2 separate regions of the Homo sapiens genome follow, and region 1 is linked to region 2. A link is a contact called in ENCODE Hi-C or POLR2A ChIA-PET data. All regions are on one chromosome and are shown on one strand. The core of a region is the stretch at or near the end of the contact, and the rest is flanking DNA. Distances in the headings are between cores, read along the strand shown.

Evidence for each region. Hi-C counts contacts between places; a loop is a spot of excess contacts on that map. ChIA-PET counts read pairs that join two places held with the same protein, here RNA polymerase II (POLR2A).
Region 1: a loop to region 2 is called in a map of adrenal gland, with 3 times the contacts of the local background. The contact joins the promoter of L3MBTL2 here to the enhancer-like site in region 2. A Hi-C loop is called at or near these places in 1 of 168 maps with a recorded cell type or tissue (adrenal gland). POLR2A ChIA-PET finds 5 or more read pairs at or near these places in 5 of 52 experiments (CD8-positive, alpha-beta T cell, GM12878, HEK293T and 2 more).

What each region holds. Positions count from the first base shown.
Region 1 is chr22:41,201,633-41,207,408 of GRCh38, forward strand. It overlaps L3MBTL2 (L3MBTL histone methyl-lysine binding protein 2), which reads left to right and starts at 3,680. Exons shown (of 17, transcript NM_031488.5): 1 at 3,680-3,754. The coding sequence starts at 3,731. RefSeq lists an enhancer at 4,524-5,024.
Region 2 is chr22:41,139,302-41,145,179 of GRCh38, forward strand. EP300 (EP300 lysine acetyltransferase) reads left to right here. Exons shown (of 31, transcript NM_001429.4): 9 at 839-956; 10 at 1,747-1,921. Among named protein-coding and RNA genes, the nearest start is that of EP300, 50 kb to the left of the region's middle. Within about 2 kb of position 1,255, at least 3 of the 41 ENCODE cell types and tissues checked have a DNase peak (open chromatin) inside an H3K27ac peak, as active enhancers do.

The DNA.
Region 1 (5,776 bases), core at 2,430-4,929, 65 kb after region 2:
TCTCTACTAGATCACTCCCAATAGCAACACAAACGTGCTCTTCTGTTCCAAACTATGTACATAAATCCCTTAAACTCACCTCTTCTGCTCTATGCCCTGCCATTGTGCTATTCCACCCAGACAACTTTTTTGTTGTTGTTGGTTTTTGTTTGTTTGTTTGTTTTTTGAGAGAAAATCTTGCTCTGTCGCCCAGGCTGGAGTACAGTGGCATAATCTCGGCTCACTGCATCCTCCACCGCCCTGATTCAAGCAATTCTCCGGTCTCAGCCTCCCGAGTAGCTGAGACTACAGGCGCATGTCACCACACCCGGCTAATTTTTGTAGTTTTAGCACAGATGGGGTTTCACCATATTGGTCAGGCTGGTCTCGAACTCCTGACCTCAGGTGATCCACCTGCCTCAGCCTTCCAAAGTCCTTGGATTACAGGCATGAGCCACTGTGCCCGGCCAATATTTTTCTATTTTTAGTAGAGATGGGGTTTCACCATGTTAGCTAGGCTGGTCTCAAACTCCTGACCTCAAGTGATCCACCCACCTCAGCCTCCCAAGTAGCTGGGACTATACGCTTGTGCCACCACACCAGGCTAATATTTTGTAATTTTTTTTAATTGACACAGGGTTTTCACCATGTTGGCCAGGGTGGTCTAGAATTCCTTTTTTGTTTTTTTTCCAAGCTGGAGTGCAATGGCGCGATCTCAGCTCACTGCAACTTCCGCCTCCTAGGTTCAAGCGATTCTCCTGCCTCAGCCTCCGGAGTTGCTGGGATTACAGGCATGCCTCACCAAGCCCGGCTAATTTTTGTATTTTTAGTAAAGATGGGGTTTCACCATGTCGGCCAGGCTGGTCTTGAACTCCTGACCTCAGGTGATCCGCCCACCTTGGCCTCCCAAAGTCCTGGGATTACAGGCGTGAGCCACCGCGTCTGGCAGAACTCCTGATATCAAGTTATCCACCTGCCTCAGCGTCCCAAAGTGCTGGGATTACAGGTGTGAGCCACCATGCCCAGCCAGACAACTTTTTTTTTTCTCTGTCACCAGGGTAGAGTGCAGTGGCATGAACATGGTTCACTGTAGCCTCAACCTCCTGGGCTCAAGCAATCCTCCCTCCTCAGCCTCCAGAGTATCTGGGACCACAGGTACATGCCACTACACTTAGCTAATTTTAAAAAATTTTTAGCTGGGCACAGTGGCTCAGGCCTGTGATCCCAGCACTTTGGGAGGCCAAGGCAGGCGGATCACGAGGTCAGGCGATCAAGACCATTTGCCCAGGTGGGCGAATCACCTGAGGTCGGGAGTTCGAGACCAGCCTGACCAACATGGAGAAACCCCATCTCTACTAAAAATACAAAAAAAAAAAAAAAAAATTAGCCAGGTGTGGTGGTGCATGCCTGTAATCCTAGCTACTTGGGAGGCTGAGGCAGGAGAATTGCCTGAACCTGGGAGGCAGAGGTTGTGATGAGCCGAGATCGCGCCATTGCACTCAAGCCTGGGCAACAAGAGTGAAACTCTGTCTCAAAAACAAACAAACAAAAAAACTCTAATGCCGTTCCCTTGCACAGAATAAAATCCAAGCACTCCACAAGACCCTGAATGACCTGGTCTCAGCTTTCTCTCAAACCTCATCTTGTATCACCCTCTCCATGTTTTGCTATATCCATCTACTCTCTCTGTCTTTCTGTTTATTGCATACCAAGCTTGAGTTGGCCCCAGGACCTTTGCACTTGCTGTTCCACCAATGTGGCCTTTGCACTTGCTGAACCAACCTGTCTTTTTCTTTTTTTTTCACCACTATCTTATTCCAGAACATTTATTTTTATTTTTATTTTTTGAGATGGAGTCTTGCTCTGTTGCCCAGGCTGGAGTGTAGTGGTGCAATCTCGGCTCACTGCAACCTCTGACTCCCTTGTTCAAGCGATTCTCCTGCCTTAGCCTCCCAAGTAGCTGGGATTACAGGCACCCGTCATCACACCCAGCTAATAGTTGTATTTTTAGTAGAGATAGGGTTTCATCATCTTGGCCAGGCTGGTCTCGATCTCCTGACCTTGTGATCTGTCCATCTTGGCCTCCCAAAGTGCTGGGATTACAGGCGTGATCCACTGCACCCGGCCAGGTCAATGAGTTTTAAAGATCACCTGTGTGTATTAAAGGTGAAGATTTAAAAAGGGTGACCACAGGAGGTGGAGGTTGCAGTGAGTGGAGATCCCACTGCATTCCAGCCTGGGCGACAGGGGAGACTCCATCTCAATCAATCAATCAATCAATAAAAGAAAGAAAGAAAGGGTGACCAGTTGAAGGGCTGCTGCAATGGGCCGGTGGCTTGTATTAGAGTGGTAGTGGTGGAGGAAATACAGGATATATTTTGGAGGTAGAAAAACCAACACGTTGACAGCATGGATACAGGGGTTTAGGGTGGAAGGGGTTGAAGGAAAGAAAGACCTCTAGGAAGAGTTTGACATCTCCACGGCGGACTTCAAATTTAGGCATATATTTTATATGTATTCAGCCTCCACATATTGCATTTAGAGTCTCAATTAATTCACTGGGACACGGCATGGCATAGGGAAGGAATCTGTACTAAATTTGGAATCCCAATCCTGTGTGATCTTGGAAAGTGCCTAAACCTGAAGTGGTGAAGAGCCACCACTTCCTCTTCTTTCAAACGGTGATAGGATGTCTAAGGGTTTGAAAAGATGTTTGCAAAGCTCCACAACAGCACCTAGAACTCAGGGTGTCTAAGGAGGTTGTGGGAAACCCTAACGGGATGAGGCAGAGAGCCTCAGATTCGAGGTTTTTACCCAGGAGAGAGTGGTGAAGGAGGAATGTTGTAAGATTTTGAGCAGGCTGGACATTTACAGTATTGAGAAAAAGAATATTCCAGTTTCAGCCGGGCGCGGTGGTTCACGCCTGTAATCCCAGCACTTTGGGAGGCCGAGGCGGGTGGATCCCGAGGTCAGGAGTTCAAGACCAGCCTGGTGAAACCCCGTCTCTACTAAAAAATACAAAAATTAGCCGGGCTTGGTGGTGGGCGCCTGTAGTCCCAGTTACTTGGGAGGCTGAGGCAGGAGAATCGCTTGAACCTGGCAGGCGTAGGTTGCAGTGAACCGAGATCGCGCCACGGCACTCCAGCCTGGGCGACAGGGCAAGACTTCGTCTCAAGAAAACACACACACACACACACACACACACACACACACACACACACACACACACAGAGTATTCCAGTTTCTTCCTTTTTTTTTTCTTTTTAATCTGGAGTAGTCCAGTTTCTGCCTGAGTTGGAAATGAGTCCCTCTGCTATGCATCCCAGCAAAAGGGCACCTTAAATATCTAACCCGGGAGAGTACGAGGTTATTCCTGGAGTCTGGAACAGTGACTATCATAGGTGCTCAATAACCGTTTAGGGAAGAATAACATCCAGTGAAGTCAAGAGGTTGGCGTAATTGGAACACTCGGCGTGAGGCGCACCAGGTTTCCAGCGCCCCTGGTTTCCACGTCGCTATGGTAACGACTCACCCTGCACACATGCGAACTACAATTCCCATAACCGCCCGCGGCTTCCCCGCCCACAGGGAGAGAATGGCGGGAGCAGGCACGGAACCGGCTTTTCCTCCTTCCTGCAGCGTGATTGGCCCGCGGCTCAGGGAGGCGACCAATGAGTGCTCTCGCGGAGAGCGACGGGGCAGGCCAATATGGCTTCCTGCACCTGGTGACGCTTGGCGAAACTGAGGTCTCATGGAGAAGCCCCGGAGTATTGAGGTGAGAAGGCGAGGACTTAGCGTGACTGGGAAAGGGAACTCCGAGAGCCTCGCTCCGTGGGCCCTTCTTTAGGGCTTTTAGCGACGCCTGGAGGGTGGAGGGTGGGAGGATGGATAAACTGAGGTAGTTAAACTGAGCCAGGGGCAGAGGCAATTGACGTTACTTTTTGCCCCTCTCCTGCTGGGGCCAACGTTCGGCGAGGAGTTCAGGGAGGAACAGCCGTCCCTGGCCTGGGGGAAAGGGAACTAGGTTTAGGATCTGAGAGCTCCTGAATCTTCCTTATCCTGCTTGTCTCGTGGCTGTGTTGTTTAGGGCTTGTGAGGCCTGTTACATGAGGTGGGAAGTGAAGGGAGATTAAAGTTGGGTGAACATCACTCCTTGTCTGTAACGTTCACGTGCATTATCTTCCAGTACACTCACAGCAATCATGTATTATTCTTTCGTCTTTGTCGTTCAAGCCACTGAGGCTTAGAGGTGGTGCGACACCCCAGGAAGTTACCCCGGCTGGAAAGTGAAGGAGATTGGCACTAAGTCTGTCCGCCTCTGAAACTTTGCCTGTTATGCTTTTCACACTGTACTGCAACCTGGAACCCACTCATCCTTTTTTTTTTTTCTTTCAGACGGAGTCTTGCTCTGTCACCTAGGCTGGAGTGCAGTGGCGCGATCTCGGCTCACTGCAACCTCCGTCTCCCGGGTTCAAGCAATTCTGTCTCCATCTCCCATGTTCCTGGGATTACAGGCATGTGTCACCACACCCGGCTAATTTTTGTATTTTTAGTAGAGACGAGGTTTTGCCATGTTGGTCGGATTGGTCTCGAACTCCTGACCTCAGGTGATCTGTCTGCTTCACCTCGGCCTCCCAAAGTGCTGGGATTACAGGCATGAGCCACTGCACCCCGCCTCATCCTTTAATCATTTGGTTTCTGGGCACCTTATATTTAAGAGACGGGGTGTTCCTATGTTGCCCTGGCTGGAATGCAGTGGTTACTCACAGGCGTGATGACAACGCACTGCAGCCTCTAACTCTTGGGCTCAAGCAATCCTTACACCTCAGCCTCCTAAGTAGCTGGGACTATAGGTGGTCTCTGTCACCCTGCCTGACAAGGGTACCTATATTTGAATTGTTTCCTTGCTGGGTGCGGTGGCTCACGCCTGTAATCCCAGCACTTTGGGAGGCCGAGGCGGGCAGATCACGAGGTCAGGAGATCGAGACCATCCTGGCTAACATGGTGAAACCCCATCTCTACTAAAAATACAAAAAAATTAGCCGGGCGTGGTGGCAGGCACCTGTAGTCCCAGCTACTCGGGAGGCTGAGGCGGGAGAATGGCGTGAACGTGGGAGGCGGAGCTTGCAGTGAGCCGAGATCGGGCCACTGCACCACTGCACTCCAGCCTGGACGACAGAGCGAGACTGTGTCTCAAAAAAAAAAAAAAATTGCTTCCTTTCTAGCATATTTGCATGTGTAGTTGCAAATATAAGGTGGAATAGCTCAAACTTTCTGCAAGGGTAAACGAGAATAATCATGTGGAGAATAAGAATAGCAAGTCACACTTTTAGAGCTGTTACTGACTGCTGGAAATAGAACTAGGTTTTACATATCTTATCTCAATCTTCGTAAGAATTCTCTAAAGAAAGCTTATTACCTCTCTTGTAATGATGACAGCAGCAAGATAAAATACGCACAAAATCACACAGTTAATAAATGTTAGAGCCAGGATTCAAACTCAGGCAAATCAGAGCCTATGCTTTCAACCAGTAAAAATTGGCAACCTTTATTGAGCACTTACTATATGCAAGTCACTATTCTGAGAGCTTTGCCTGTATCGTCTCTTACTTCTCCCCCAAATCCTTTTTTTTTTTTTTTTTTTTTTTTTGAAACAGGGTTGCTCTCTGTCACCCAGGCTGGAGTGCAGTGGTGCAGTCATAGCTAACTGCAGCCTTGACCTCCCTGGCTCAAGAGTTCCTCCCACCTCAGCCTCCCTAACCAAAACACCCAGCTAATTTTTTCCATTTTTTATAGA
Region 2 (5,878 bases), core at 5-2,504:
GAACTTCACAAGTTTAATGAAATTATTCCTTTAATAAAGAATAACCGATCTCTTATTTTGTGACAGACTATTCAGGAACTTTTATTTAATGGACAGAGATGATTATTTGGGGTTGATCATTTGACTTTACGTTAAAAGTTTATTATATATGCTCGAGTTTTCTACCAACTTGGTATTATTCTGGACTTCCATTTATATCTTCTTGATCTGGTTCCTTCAAGTCCTATGCAACTGAGTACGGGATGTCCAAATAAAATTAGTGCCTAAAGATCACATTTGTCAGTCATAAGAGATACTAGTGCAAAACATTTTGTTAGGGAATTGCATGAAAGTGAAAAACTGAATCTAACAGAATCATTACGCATTTCTGGTCTGTCCACTTCAGGTTTTTGGTTTTTTGTTTGTTTTTTATAAGCCTTTGTCAGAACAGTTCAAGTTTTTGATGTTTTAACATTTTAGAGTGGTTACTGAATTTTATTTCAGTAAGCTAAATAATAAATTTAGAAGAGCAGATGGAACTCTGAAGGCTACTTGATACTATGACAAGGCCTGTTTTCCTCACTGTCTTTAGTATGTAACCCAAAGTAATATTTTGCTTTATGTCTAGAGTAACAGGGACCAAAGAGTATTTTTTATAGAGTCATTTCTTATATTGTGAACGGAAATATAGACAAAAATTCTTTTGTTTATCACAAAAAGATAATTTCATTTCAGTAAGTAATATATATCACCTTGCCATTATTTTTTCTTTTCCTCTATGTGTTCAGTGTATAAAAATCAGAAAAATACTAATTAAATGCTGACATGATATTACAGTGGTAGGATTTTCTTTTTCCAGCGTCCAAGCCATATTTCCTACGCCGGATCCTGCTGCTTTAAAAGACAGACGGATGGAAAACCTAGTTGCATATGCTCGGAAAGTTGAAGGGGACATGTATGAATCTGCAAACAATCGAGTGAGTGTCTGGTTTTTTTCTATTAATAGCCAAGATTGAACCTGTTGTGGTTATTTTATTCCTCTTTAGCATGTACAAGTAGTACATATGCTTCAGACGGGGGACACGCTGTAGCTATCCCGTCTTATTGTCCCCAAGCATAGTTAGGATACCAAAGCAGTTTCTTAAGTGTATGTCATCAAGAATCTTATGTTTTTCCTCCTAATACAGTGCACTCATGTGGCACTTTATCTGGTTGTCCTGTCAACCTAAAAAGTGGCTGAGCTGGCCGAGTGCAGTGGCTCGGTGCCTGTAATCCCAGCAGTTTGAAAGTCTGAGGTGGGCGGATCACTTGAGCCTAGGAGTTGGAGACCAGCCCGGGCAACATAGCAAAACCCCATCTCTACAAAAAATTAGCCAGGCATGGTGGCACGTGCCTGTTGTCCCAGCTGCTCAAAAGGCTGAGGTGGGGGAATCACCAGAGCCTTGGAAGTCAAGCTGCAGTGATTCGGGATTGCGCTGCTGGTGACAGAGGGAGACCTTGTCTCTCTCAAAAACAGGAGTGGGGTGGTGCTGAGCTGTTACCAGCTGTGTTCTCTTTTCACTAGAATATAATGAAGTAGCGACTTAACTGTTGTTCACGGTAGTTCAGATTCTCTACATAAGTTGAACTTTCCTTTCTAAATTGGCACCAGTTCTTAATGCAGCATATAAAATGAAACTAATATCTATTCTCAGTTTATTTTTTCTGTTACCTGGTGGTAGTTCCTTTTTTCCTCATCTCCCTTATTTTACTTCAACAATTCAAAAGGCGGAATACTACCACCTTCTAGCTGAGAAAATCTATAAGATCCAGAAAGAACTAGAAGAAAAACGAAGGACCAGACTACAGAAGCAGAACATGCTACCAAATGCTGCAGGCATGGTTCCAGTTTCCATGAATCCAGGGCCTAACATGGGACAGCCGCAACCAGGAATGACTTCTAGTAAGTGGTTTTTGTTATATTTCTGTTTGAGAGAAATTGATAATAAAATAGTTTCTATCTAAAGTCATTAATTTCTGTAAGCTTGTGTAACTATTCTAGAGTTTTTTAAATAACCATTTGCCTTTGCAAAGAAAATAACTCATCTACTAGTAAAAACAGAAGCAGAACAAGTATATTTAAGATGTCTGGGCATGGTACTTAACATACCTTGATAATCTGGAATTGTTTTTAGAGCCCAAGGTGTAAACTTCTCTAATAGTGACATCTAGAAAGCAATAGCCTACATACAGATGTTCACAGATTTCTCTGAGACTGGCTTGTGTGGTAAGTAGCCAGTAAATGTTTGTAGGCTGACCAGGTTCAGGAGCCCTGTAACACACATAATATCATATTACACTGTCACACTTTCTACTTGACATAAAATATTCTAAGTCTAGGAACTCTTTTTTTTTTTTTCTTTTTCTTTTTTTTTGAGGCAGAGTCTCACTCCGTCACCCAGGCTGGAGTACGGTGGCATGATCTTGGATCACTGCAGCCTCCGCCTCCCAGGTTCAAGCAATTCTCCCACCTCAGCCTTCCGAGTAGCTGGGATTACAGGCACATGCCACCACGCCTGTCTAATTTTTGTATTTTTCGTAGAGACAGGGTTTTGCCATGTTGGCCTAGCTGATCTCAAACTCCTGGCCTCAAATGATCCGCCCACCTTGGCATCCCAAAGTACTAGGATTACAGGCATGAGCCACCACTCCCTGCCTAGAAGCATCATTTAAAATTACATTTTGACAGCTTCAGTTTCTGATTATAGCATCATTGTTGACCTGATGAATTAACCAGATAGCCAAGACTATGATAAATAGTCTTACTCAATCGTTGACTTATTGGTACGATCAAAGTAGTGAAATATGGAGCAGGCACACCATTTTCAGGAATGGCACAGGCTGTAAGTGCTGTGAGCAAGGCTGTGATAGGAAAAACCTGCATTTACTGAGTTAGGAAATGCTAATGACCTCTAAGAAGTGCCAACTGAGCCAGCGGGCAGTAAACCTCATACGATCAGTAGATTATAGGTGGGCTGAGAAGTTCATCTCTTTCATTCATTGAAGTAGTAAAGTAGAGAACCATTGGTTACCACTGGCCTTTAGCAGCCTCATTTGCTAACTGAAGTGTGCCAGGTACTGTTTTGTAATGTGTAAAAAGTTGGGAGGAGCAACATTGCTGAGGAAATAGTATACATGGAGGCTGCCCAATAGTAAGGAAAAACACAGATTTTTTGAGTAGTTAGAACAAATTTTCAGGAATGAAAAAGTCAAGATTAGAGTTGAGACTGCTTCAGTACATGATTTGGACTTGAGTAGTAACTAAAGATTAAAAAAAGTAGACAGGCTGGGTGCGGTGGTTCATGCCTGTACTCCCAGCACTTTGGGAGGCCGAGGCGGGTAGATCATGACGTCAGGAGATGGAGACCATCCTGGCTAACACGGTGAAACCCCATCTCTACTAAAAATACAAAACAATTAGCCGGGCATGGTGGCGGGCACCTGTAGTCCCAGCTACTCAAGAGGCTGAGGCAGGAGAACAGTGTGAACCCGGGAGGCGGAGCTTGCAGTGAGCCGAGATTGTGCCTCTGCACTCCAGCCTGGGCAACAGAGCGAGACTCTGTCTCAAAAAAAAAACAAGTGGACATACCTGAGATACTTGGTTTTGGTAGAATTTACTCAAGTTCTGGGTGAAGTTCTGAGCCAAGTTTAAAGTCTGTGAGATATTAAATTGTATTCTAATGTCAGTATAAACAGTATGGTACTGATGTAAGCAGGAATAAGTGGTAGTGGAACTGAGTATCAGCCTTAAGTATATGTTGACCTTTAGCTCGTACTAAATCTGACATTTTGTAGAATGAGATTCTTACCTTAACCTGATACACAGAAAATAATAGAAGCATAAAAGTGGTCGGGCATGGTGGTGGCTCACGCCTGTAATCCCAGCTCTTTGGGAGGCTGAGGCTGCAGATCACTTGAGCTTAGGAGTTCAGAACCAGCCTGGGCAACATGGTGAAACTCTGTCTCTATAAAAAATACAAAAATTAGCCAGGCATGGAGGTGTGTGCCTGTAGTCCCAGCTACTCAGGAGGATGAGGCAGGAACATCACTTGAGCCCAGGAGGTCAAGGCTGCAGTGAGCTGTGATTGTGCCACTGCACTTAAGCCTGGACAACAGAGTGAGATCCTGTCTTTAAATAAATAAATAAGGTTTGTAAACTTTGAAAAAACAAAATTGAAAGAACTACGTAGAATGTTGAAGAAAACATAACATTCTCATCTTCATGTTTCTTTAACATTTGTTTTTTTGTTGTTGGTTTTGTTTTTGTTTTTTTTTTGAAACAGTCTCTCTTTGTCACTCAGGCTGAAGTGCAGTGGCACCATCTAAGCTCACTGCAACCTCTGCCTCCCAGATTCAGTTGATTCTTGTACCTCAGCATCCCCAGCAGCTGGAATTACAGGCATGCATCACCACACCTAACTAATGTTTTGTATTTTCAGTAGAGACAGGGTTTCACACCATGTTGGCCAACCTAGTCTCGAACTCCCGGCCTCAAGTGATCCGCGTACCTTGGTCTTGCAAAGTGCTGGGATTACAGGCTTGAGCCATCACACCTGGCCACGTTTGATTTTTTTGTTTTAATACAAAGAATACAGTTATTATAGAATCAGAGAGTGGCAATGGCAGGACTATGTGTATTGGCCTAAAAATATGCCCATAGTAAACTTATGTAACGTGTACCATCTTGAAAAAATAATCCCGGTTGTTAATGGAGTTGAAGGTAGGTAACTCTTTCCTTATTAATTTTTTGCAAAGATACGAAGTTTCAGGAAAAGCTGATGACAGAAGTATGCATGTTATAGTCTGAGTTTTTTTAAGTGTGGCATATGCCCTAGAAAAAGTTCTGGAAGAAGTAAATACTAATCTCTGAACATGGGCTTCTGATGGGGGCAGTGGAATTCCAGGATACTTGTGTTGTGTGATAAAGGGTTTTTGATTATTTGACTTAATGCATATAGTTTGCATTAAGGGCATATATATTGAAATGTGAAAGATGGACATTTTTGTTTGTGTATATTTTCTTTACCTCTAAATATTTATATATATACATTTTTGAGATGGGGTCTGTTTCGCCCAGCCTGGAGTGCAGTGGTGTGATCTCGGCTCACTGCATCCTCCATGCCTCCCAAGCTCAAGCAATCCTCCCACTTCAGCCCCCCAAGTAGCTGGGACCACAGGCACACGCCACCATGCCTGGCTAATTTTTTTTTATTTTTTAGTAGAAACAGGGTTTCTGTATGTTGCCCAGACTAGTCTCGAACTCCTGAGCTCAAGATATCCACCCACCTCGGCCTCCCAAAATGCTGAAATTACAGGTGTGACCCACTGCGCCCAGCCTTTAAATATTTATCTTAAAAAATAGTATCAAGATGTTCCTTTAAATAATTCATCAAGTTTCCTTAAAATGACAAGAGCTGCCTCATGGAGCAATAATAGATACATTCGTATCTGCATCATATGGGGCAAATGTGGGCAGTAGGATTGCGGTTTTATTTTTAAACCATTTTCATTTGATTAGTCTCAAATACTTAAAAATCAGAAGATTTTGCATTTAAAAAGTCTGAATTTCTGGCTGCTTTAAAAAAAAAAGGACATGTCTGGCAGACTTGACCCCCTTTCTCCTACAGTGACACCTGTCTATAGCTGCACTCATGGCTGACTCTAGAAGAGCTGTGTTTTCTCTCCACTTCAGTCCTCACCATTCTCTATTGTTTTGGGTACTTAAAACAGTTTTACTTGGTATTAGCTGCTTGGCACTTGCCATTTAGCTTGGAACACCTATCCATATTGTTGACTTGAAAAAAAAGTTACTCATATCTTAGGTGAAAACATTGTTTTGTAGATAGTGTGCGTGAATACA